Linked DNA regions of Homo sapiens: region 2 is linked to region 1. A link is an interaction called in ENCODE POLR2A ChIA-PET data of the cell type or tissue named here. Cell type or tissue: PC-3. All regions are shown on one strand. Each heading gives the region's core, and the rest is flanking DNA. Links, peaks and the distances in the headings are about the cores only.

Region 1 (5,389 bases), core at 390-5,389:
CGCAGAGCCATGCATGAAGACTCACAAGCCAGGGTAGCTCCAGCAACTCTTGTGTATACACACCCTAGGACCCCTTGTCAGCAGTAAGATCACGGAGACACTCAGCAGCTGAGGCAGAAGTTCTAGACCGTATTTCCACTTTCTCCAATGCCCTTCATCCTCTCTGCCTCTTGGTAGGCTATGGCCAGGGAGTTCATCCATAGCTTAGGTTCCAGCCCCATCCATCCCTAACTTGACCCAGTAGGGAACCTCTAGATTGAGGTAACCCTAGGGCACGTCAAACAATCACACAGGATCAGACTATCACCCAAAAAGCTGATCTTAGGATGTGTCATCACATTAGTGCAAATTAGCTCTGATTTTTCTGTGTCATTAATAACAATTTTGCTGTACAGAAAGAAAACCTTTTATTTCCACAAGCATCACAAAGACCCACGAACCCTACCTTCCTACCCTCACAATTTCATGAGGGCCACTTTCCTCCTCTCCCAACAAACAAACACAAGTAAGAATCTAACTGATCTATTGTGAGCAAAATAATAGTCCTCTTGCTTAGACAATTTGAGCTCCCATCATCCCCAAAGCTTTATTTCTCCTCCTAACCCTCCTCCCCTCATACCACTTCTCTCCTCTGTCTTTAAGTAGCTCATTCTGCATAATGAGGGTCTTTGCAAGGCAAATTCTGTGGTTTCTAAAAAGAATCTAGTGTCCTCATTAGGGTCAATTTTTTAAGGCCCTTCAACTATTTTGAAAATGTTAACTCTGTCCTTGTTCCTTGATTCATTAGTAATGCTGCCAGATCCAATGTATCATTCAATAAGTCCAACCGCTTGTCAAAAATAGTAACTGAATTCCCTATATTGCCAATTCAAAATTTGATCTCCCAAAGCCCAAATACAAAAATACATTAAGCTCCACTGTGTTCAAATTTCATTTGGAGATTATTTGCTGATAGCTGCCAGTTCCCAGGACCCTAAGTCCTAAAATGAAGCCGGAGTTAATATCTCATTAGGTAAAAAGTATGACAGGATATGGACTTTCAGGGATGGGAAGAGCTCAAAAATCATGTAGTCCAACCTCCTTGTTTTACAAACAGGGAAACTATGCTCAGGAAGGCTAAGTGACTTACTCAGGGTCACACAGCAAATTAGTGACATGGCAGAAATTAGAACCCTTGCCTTATGGGCACCCACACACACATATAGACACATGCCCATCATCTTTTGTTATTCCAGATAGTTATGAGGCACCATCTTTTGGGGAATCTAAGGGACAAATGGAGCCAAATTTCTAACACTACCTCTCCTCTGGAGATATGGTTAGACTTTGTGCCCGCACCCAAACCTCATCTTGAATTGTAATCCCCATAATCCCCGTGAGTCAAGGAAGAGACCAGGTGGAGGTCATTGGATCATGGGGGAGGTTCTCCCATGCTGTTCTCATGATAATGGTGATCTCAGGAGATCTGATAGTTTGATTAGGGGCTCTTCCCCCTTCACTTGGCACTTCTCCTTCCTGCTGCCTCGTGAAGTGAATTTCACTTCTAGGTATATACCCAAGAGAAATGAAAACATATGCCCTTGCAAAAACTTGTACACAAATGTTCATAGCAGCTTTACTCATAATACCCAATAAATGGAAACAACCTAATGTTCATCAGCTGATAATGGATAAATAAAATATAACATATCTATACTACAGAATATTGTTAGACAATTTAAAGAAATACTGATACATGCTATAACATGGATAAACATTGAAAACATTATGCTAAGTGAAAGAAGCCAGTCACAGGGATAATTTTTTTTTTTTTTTTGAGACAGAGTCTCGCTCTTATGACTTAGGTTAGAGTGAAGTGGCATGATCTCAGCTCACTGCAACCTCTGCCTCCCAAGTTCAAGCGATTCTCCTGCTTCAGCCTCCCCAGTAGCTGGGATTACAGGCGCACACCACCACACCCAGCTAATTTTTTATATTTTTGGTAGAGACAAGGTTTCACCATGTTGGCCAGGCTGGTCTCGAACTCCTGACCTCAAGTGATCTGCCTGCCTCAGCCTCCCAAAGTGCTGGGATTACAGGCATGAGCCACCAGCCCCAGCCTCACAAGGGATAAATATTATAAGATTTCATTCATATAAAATGTCCAAAGTAAGCACATTCATAGAAACAGAAAGTAGATTAGCAGTTGCCTAGGACTAAGGGGGCAGGGAAGGTTAGGGAGAAATAAGACATGACTGCCAATGGTAATGGAGTTTCTTTTTAGAAGTGATGAAAATACTATAAAATTTATTGTGGTGACAGTTGCACAAATCTATAAACATATTAAAAATCGGGCCAGGCGCAGTGGCTCACGCCTGTAATCCCAGCACTTTGGGAGGCCGAGGCAGGCGGATCACCTGAGGTCAGGAGTTTGAGACCAGTCTGACCAACATGGAAAAACCCCATCCCTACTAAAAATATGAAATTAGCTGGGCGTGGTGGCGCATGCCTGTAATCCCAGCTACTCAGGGGGCTGAGGTAAGAGAATTGCTTGAACCTGGGAGGCAGAAGTTGTGGTGAGCCGAGATCATGCCATTGCATTCCCGCCTGGGCACCAAGAGTGAAACTCCATCTCAAAAAAAAAAAAAAAATCAGAGAATTGAACACTTTACATGGTGAATTATATGGTAGGTGAATGATACACCAATAAAGTGTTATTTTTAAAAATCAGTCTATCATTTGGGCTGCTTTGGTAAAACTATAGAGTTTCAAGGTCAGAAGCATGAAAACCAACTAGGAGGCTGTTGCAAAAACCAAGTGTGAGGTGATGGTGACTTGGACCAAAAAGTGAGTGGTGAAGGTGGAAAGTGTCATTGAGTTTTGTGTTCCTTTTGAAGGATGAGTCAACATCTTTCCTTTCTCAGAAACTGACCATAAAAATATGAGTTAGAGGTAAATGTCAGGTTTGAGGTCTGAGCAATTGATAGTGAAAGTTCCCATGTACTGTGAAAAGGACATTGCTGGCTGGGTTCAGCGGCCCATACTTGTAATCCCAGCACTTTGGGAGGTTGAGATGGGAAGACTGCTTGAGCCCAGGAGTGCAAGACCAGCCTGGGCAACATAGAGAGACCCCGCCTCTGCGAAAAATAGAAAAATTAGCCAGGCATGGTGGCATGTGCCTATAGTCCTAGCTACTCAGGAGGCTGAGGTGGGAAGATCACTAAGCCCAGGAGTTTGAAGTTGCAGTGAGCTATAATCAAGCCACTGCACCGCAGCCTGAGTGACAGAGCAAGACCCTGTCTCTAAAAGAATACATATAAAACAGAAAAAGGACATTGCTGGAAGAAAAAAATTACTGGTGGGACAGGAGACCTGGAGTTTCATCTTGGCTGTGTTAAACCGAAGACCCTGTTCACCACCTAAGTGGAGTTGTCAAGCGGGCACCTCAATCTGGCATTCAAGGGAAAGATGAAAACTGAAAGATAAAAACAGGTATGATCAGCAGGTAGGTACTTTGAACCCTGAGAAAGGTGCCACACTCACCTACCAAGTGAGGGTAGGTATAAAAGATAAGAATTCCAGGGACTGAGTCTAGGAATATGGTAACATTTAGGTGTTTGGGAAATGAAGAGAAACCATTAAAGGAGTTGCAAACGGAGTGGCTATTGAGATGGGGGGAAAATGGGTAAGTATAGAGTCTTAGCACCAAAGGAAAAAAAATGTTTCAATGATGAGGAAGTAATCATTTGTGTCAAGTGCTTCTAATATGTCAAGTAAGATGAGGACTGAGAATACTCCAATGGACTTAGTAGTTTGGAGACCATTGTGTGACATTCACAGTATCAGTCTTAGTGGAGTGTTGGGGGCAGAAGACTGATTCAAGTGACTTCAAGAGAGAATGAAAGGAGAGAGATTGGATAAAAACATAAAGACAATTTGTTCTACTCGTTTTCTTGTAAAGAAGATCTGAGAAACGGAGTGGCAGCTGGAAGAGGTGTGTGTCAGGAGAGGTTCTTTTTCTTTGAGATGTGAAAAATCACAGCATGTTCGTATGCTAATGGGAAATATCTAGGAAACAAATAAACAGGGAGATTAACGATACCAGAAAGAAGGAAACAGCCCAAGAACCAAATCTTGAATAGGGAGAAGAGCTGAGGTCTGGTGGCCAGTAGGAGGGGCTGGCCTTAGACAGGCATGTGGAAGAGGCCAGTGAGCCCAACAGCACAGATTCGGGAAGGTGTGGAAATTGGAACATGTAGACATCTTTTGATTACTTCTGTGTGAAACAGGAAGCAAAATCATTAGCTGAGAGTGGAGAGCAGAAGAGGAGGGAAAGGGATACTAGAATTTCGAGGAGGATTTGTTCATAGTAAAGGAAGGGAAAAACTAGACCGGGCAGTTCTGGCAGCCCTAGGGGTTATTAATTAAGGTGTGATGTTCAGCATGCGTGTTTTCTCCCGCCACATTGAACTGCACAGGAACAAGCAGAGAGTGTAATTTAATCCAGGTTGGGGTCTTCCAGAGGAAAATAATGAAGAGAGAGAGGGTGAACTAGTTGATGGAATGCAATAAAGTGATGATAATGATGGTCCAAGGAGTCTAGGCTGGGTAGAGAGTAAACCAAGAACCTTGAGGAGAGGAGGGACAGTGAAAAGATGATAGGAAAGTGTGGGTCTCGGTGGGGAAGAGATGCAGAGAGCTTGAGGAGGGAGGAGCACATTACATCATTATCAACTATTACCACCTCTGCCTGAATTCATTTACAGGCATTTGTTACATTGAATTAAATATTTTTTTAGAGACAGGCTCTCATCATGTTTTCCAGGCTGGTCTCAAACCCCTGGGCTCAAGTTATCCTCCTGCCTCAGCCTCCCAAGTGGCTGGGACTATAGATGCATGCCACTGCAAAAACTGGATTCAATTTTAATGGATTAATACTGCCGGCAAAGTAACATTGTATGCTAGTTTCCTGGCACTGCCATAGCTGGGTGGCTGAAACAACAGAAATTTATTGTTTGAGTTCTGGAGGCTAAAAGTCTTGAATGAAAATGCTGACAGGGTTGATTCCTTCTGACCATTTTAAGAGAATCTGTTCCAGGCTTCCCTCTCAGCTTCTGGTAGCCTCGGACATCCATGACTTGTGGATGGCATTCTCCCCATGTCTTCACAGTCTTCCCTCTATGCATGTTTGTCTCTGTGTCCAAATTTCTCCTTTTTATAAGGAGAGCAGTCATGACAGGTTAGGGCCCACCCTAATAACCTCATTTTAACTTGGTTAACTCTGTAAAGGCTCTATATCCAAATAAGATCACATTCTGAGGTGCTGGGAGCTTAGTCTTCAACATGTCTGTTTTGAGGCACACAGTTCAACCCATAACACAGAGTATCATAAGTTATAAATACATGCTGA
Region 2 (5,389 bases), core at 1-5,000, 73 kb before region 1:
CCCTATTCTGTTCCTTTGGTCTACGTGCCTGTTTTTGTATCAATACCATGCTGTTTTGGTTGCTGTAGCTATGTAGTATAGTTTCAAGTTGGGTAACATGATTCCTCCAGATTTGTTCTTTTTGCTTAGGATTGCCTTGGCTATTTGGGCTCTTTCATGGGTCCATGTAAATTTCAAAATAATTTTCTCTAGTTCTGTGAAGAATGTCATTGGTAGTTTGATAGGAATAGAATTAAATCTGTACATTACTTTGGGCAATATAGCCATTTTAATGATATTGATTCTTCTTATCCATGAGCATGGGATGTTTTTCCATTTATTTGTGTCTTCTCTGATTTCTTTGAGCAGTGTTTTGTAATTCTCATTGCAGAGATCTTTCACCTCCCTCATTAGCTGTTTGCCTAGGTATTTTATTGTTTTTTTGTGGCTGTTGTGAATGGGATCGCCTTTCTGATTTGGCTCTCAGTTTGGTTGCTGCTGATGTGTAGGAATACTAGTGATTTTTGTACACTGATTTTGTATTCTGCAACTTTGCTGAAGTTGATTATCAGCTGAAGGAGCTTTTGGACCAAGACTATGGGGTTTTATAGATAGAGAATTATCTTGTCATATGCAAACAGAGCTAGTTTGGCTTCCTCTCTTCCTATTTGGATGCCCTTAATTTCTTTCTCTTGCCTGATTGCTCCAAAGAAGACATACATGCGACCAACAAGCATATGAAAAAAGCTCAATATCACTGATTATTAGAGAAATGCAAATCAAAACCACAATGAGATAGCGTCTCACACCAGTCAGAATGGCTATTATTACAAGGTCAAAAAATAACAGATGCTGGTGAGGTTGCAGAGAAAAGGGAACCCCTCTACACTGTTGGTGGGAGTGTAAATTAGTTCAATCATTGTGGAAAGCAGTGTGGTGATTTCTCAAAAAGCTAAAAGCAGAACTGGTAACCATTTGACCCAGCAATCCCATTACTGGGTATATACCCAGAGGAATATAAAGCATTCTACCATAAAGACACATTCACGCGAATTTTTGTTGCAGCACTATTCACAATAGCAAAGACATGGAATCAACCTAAATGCTCATCAATGACAGACTGGATAAAGGAAATGTGGTACATATACACCATGGAATATTATGCAGCCATAAAAAAGCACAAGATCATGCCTTTTGCAGGAACGTGGTCGGAGCCAAAGGCTATCATCTTTAGCAAACTAACACAGGAACAGGAAACCAAATACCACATGTTCTCACTTATAAGCGAGAGCTAAATGATAAGAATTTATGAACACGAAGGAGGAAACAACAGACACTGGGGTCTACTTGAAGCAGGAGGGTGGGAGGAGGGAGAGGAGCAGAAAAGATAACTATTGGGTACTGAGTTAAGTACCTGGGTGATGTAATAATATGTACAACAAACCCCTGTGACACATGTTTACCTATGTAACAAACCTCCACATGTACCCCCAAACTAAAATAAAAATTTTTTTAAATGATATCTGGGGAAAATGTGGGAAATATCTTCACTTACCAATTAAAGCGTATACAAAAAAACAATAAATAAAATATCTTATTTAAAAAAAAAAAAAACAAAGACACCTCCCCCACCACTATTCTAATTCAATAGGTCTGGGGTAGGGCTTGGCATCTCTAGTTTTTAAATGCCCCATGGTGATTCTGATGCACAACCAGTGGCTGAAAACCAGCAAATTAAATTTTGCTGCAACTGTGTATAATTTGCCAGCATACGTTCATCTACCATCTACTCTCCCAAAAGAGACAGGAATGGAGGCCAGTTACAGGAGCAGAAAGGTAGCAGGAGCCTAGATCCCATAAGATTTTGTGAAAAGCAGAGCCACCATACAGCTTGGTACTGTCTATTTCTGGATTTTTATGTGAAGGCAAGATAAAATACTGTCAGGTCAAAGCTGCTGGAATTTGAATTTTCTGTCACTTTAACAGCTAAATATAATACCATCTAAATATACCAATATCACTACTTTATATTGCTTGTAAACAAATATATTTTTGCTAGTAAACAAATATTATATTGCTAGTAAACAAAAATTAGCCACCTTTAATTTTTACATATTTAAATTCAAAACATCTTAATGATAAGTCCAGAATCACCTCTATTATAACATATTTTGTCTTCTCAAAAAAATATGTTGTCTTATAATTGTAACTAAATATTATTGTAGTCTACATTATGTCTTAACAATTGTACAATAAATGTTGTAGTGGCTTGAACCTTCTTGCAAATTATGCACAGTAAAAACTATATTAAATCAAGCCCAAATAACTTTGAATTTCAAATATATCAACTTGGCCTGCACTAATAGTAAATTTTGGTCTATAAAAAAACAAAGACACTCATAATTTAGAGACTATTACATGGAGGCTGTTTATAAACCAGCTCTTGCTCTCTTAAGCAGAACAGTTTGAATTTGGCAGCATTTGTTGTTTATATGCAAATGGACATTGCTAATTACAAGTGAGTTTTTTTTTTCTTAAGTCATTTAGGTATATCCAGAATCTCAACTTGTAACCTTTTATTAGCACTGTCAGTTACTATACCAGTCTTTTTTAATAGGGATCTGCAAGAGAACTACATTCTACGGAAAACGATTAAATGACTATTTTCTGAATTTTCTCAAGGATAGTTGCATAGCTAGTAAGATTCTAGATGCATTGGAGAGAAATTAACTCATTACAAAAGTGGATGCCTCGGCCATGAGGGATAAATTCTCTAGGAATCTTGCTCGAGAGGTTGAGAATTGCTACCACTTGAAAGTGAAGTTTTATTTAGAAATATTCTATAATTCAGACTGCTCTCAAATTTAGACTAGCTTTCCACCAAATTCATCCAAATTGAAAGTATTTACTAGATATGGAAGTAGCTTTAATTCTTCAGAAATTTGAGTTCATTTTTTAAATTCTATCTTTGGTAAAAGTTCTCATGTAAATGTTATAAACAGCAATTTAGATTGCAAGTTTTAAGCATGAGACTGGTATGATAACAGCAGTATTTTGAGCAAAGTAACTTGGCAATGTTATAACAACATTTTGAAATGAAAAGTGATTAGGGACAGAGAGATTAATTGGAAAATTAGGAAATTGCTAAGTTTTTTTTTTTAATGCTAGCATATAGCAACGGTAATGGAAAGGAATGGACTTATGTAAAAAATATTGGCTGGGTGCAGTGGCTCATGCCTGTAATCCCAGCACTTTGGGAGGCTGAGGCACGAGGTCAGGAGATCGAGACCATCCTTGCTAACACAGTGAAACCCTGTCTCTACTAAAAATACGAAAATTTAGCCAGGCATGGTGGCACGTGCCTGTAGTCCCAGCTACACGGGAGGCTGAGGCAGGAGAATCGCTTGAACCCAGAAGGCGGAGGCTGCAGTGAGCAGAGATCGCACCACTGCGCTCCAGCCTGGGCGACAGAGCGAGACTCCGTCTCAAAAAAAAAATTATAAAGGAAATTTAACATAGAAGTTGGTAACTACTTGGATATAAACGACTTGAGAAGCTAAGACAAACCAAAATTTGCACACATTTGAACAAGAGGATCTAAAAGAGAAGTTGTGCCATTAGTATAATTCGAAGCCAATTTTTCATAATAATAATGAGATGTGAATATAAGTTTAGTTTTAAATACATTAAGTTTAATGTGATATTGGAATGACAAAATATAAACTTCCAACAAACAGATAGGACTGGATATGTACATTAGAAAGGTCATTACCTCAACTGGGAGAGGGAACTCTTGTATAATAATCTATCGCCATCTTTGTATAGATACAGCTTCTCGTACCATCCACTGTGACATCATGATAGAAAGATGCCAGATCCTGTCTGTGTGTCCTTTGTGGGCAGGCTCTGGACATGTGTGAGTAATGGAGGAGGAGAAACCAGGTTTGAAATGTATGGAGCTAGCAGCAAGCCTACGGGATATTCATCTAAACATCAGCTGTGTAGAAAGCTATTCAAGTCTTGCCATGATTTAAGTGACATTTTAAGAACTCTAAAATATATTTTTGAAGACTTGGAATAAAAACCAAAGTGCAAATGAAATGCAAACATTTTATTCAGTAAATTTTGAATATACCATTTTAACTGCAATTTGGGCAGACTTCTGGAATGTTTTAGTTCAACAAGTGAGAAATTACAACTTCTGATTTGGGATTATATGCAGGGTACCTTCTTTTGTCATCTTTAAATTGACTTATTTACTGAGAACTGAGAAAAAAATTAAAATATAGTGGAATATGAAACGAACAATATAAATGAGCAATGAAATCAATAGAAATTAATTTAACATCAAGAAGTAAATCATAACTCCCCAAAATTGAGGTCATAACTAAAGTAGGAATCCAATAAGAGGGCCGGGTGCAGTGGCTCATGCCTGTAATCCCAACACTTTGGGAGGCTGAGGTGGGAGGATCATTTGAGGTCAGCAGTTCGAGACCAGCCTGACCAACATGGTGAAACCCCATCTCTACTAAAAATACAAAAATTAGCTGAGTGTGGTGTGCACATGTAATCCCAGCTACTCGGGAGGCTGAGGCAAGAGAATCGCTTGAACCCAGGAGGCAGAGGTTGCAGTGAGCCAAGATCGCACCATTGCACTCCAGCCTGGATGACAAGAGTGAGACTCTATCTCAAAGAAAAAAAATAAAATAATAAAATAAAAATAAATAAATAAATTTTAAAATCCAATAAAAGGAAGAAATACATTTTAAATGGAAGCAATGAATAAGTTTCTGCATTGCTTATTATTAATTGCTAACCCAATTAATAGAAGTGAATCATATGACAACATTAAAAATAGATTTAAGCTTCTTGCATTTTTACAAAAAAATAACTAATATTGATGAAGGTAGCATAAATTGTATAATATGCCTTTCCAAGGAGGGCATCAACACAACTTGGTGAATGAGTGCCACCTATTTAAGGAGTAAAGAGTATTTTAAATTGTTTCCTGCATAAAATAACCTGAAAAGAAGCTTAAATCTTTTAGCTAATGTATGAAGAAAACTTGCTAAATGTTTTCTGAAATTGGACATTAATGCTAAAATCTATATGATGTTACCAATAATAAGTTGTGAGGCTGAAGCTTTCCTAAACTATTAATAATTTAAAAACATATCCGTTAACCAAGCTAGAAAAAAGACTGACTAATTTTTCTATTTTTTCTACGGAAAATAATATTCTAATGTTGTTGTACCTGAAGGGCTGATTAGAATATGAAGCCCAAAAAAGTAGGGTTAAGTGTATTGTTGAGATAGGTTAAGCACTTAATTTTTAAATTTAATTTTTAATTTTGTGCTATTTTTGGAATTTGTCAGCTTTTTAATAAAAGTAATTTGTTGTTCTTTTATTA

Evidence for each region. Peaks named below come from ENCODE experiments on the same cell type or tissue, not always from the same donor. Only the 100,000 strongest peaks of a DNase experiment are listed, where the experiment ranks them.
Region 2: POLR2A ChIA-PET joins it to region 1 with 5 read pairs; 2 of 35 experiments call an interaction of 5 or more read pairs at or near these places.

Annotation. Positions count from the first base shown.
Region 1 is chr10:61,809,323-61,814,711 of GRCh38, forward strand. All of the region lies in intron 2 of LINC02625 (long intergenic non-protein coding RNA 2625), which reads right to left. Among named protein-coding and RNA genes, the nearest start is that of LINC02625, 56 kb to the right of the region's middle. In PC-3, for the core only: a CTCF peak has its summit at 4,128 (motif pointing right); a DNase peak (open chromatin) is centred at 2,889.
Region 2 is chr10:61,736,476-61,741,864 of GRCh38, forward strand. All of the region lies in intron 5 of CABCOCO1 (ciliary associated calcium binding coiled-coil 1), which reads left to right. Among named protein-coding and RNA genes, the nearest start is that of CABCOCO1, 76 kb to the left of the region's middle. In PC-3, for the core only: no CTCF peak of the experiment used is centred there; no DNase peak of the experiment used is centred there.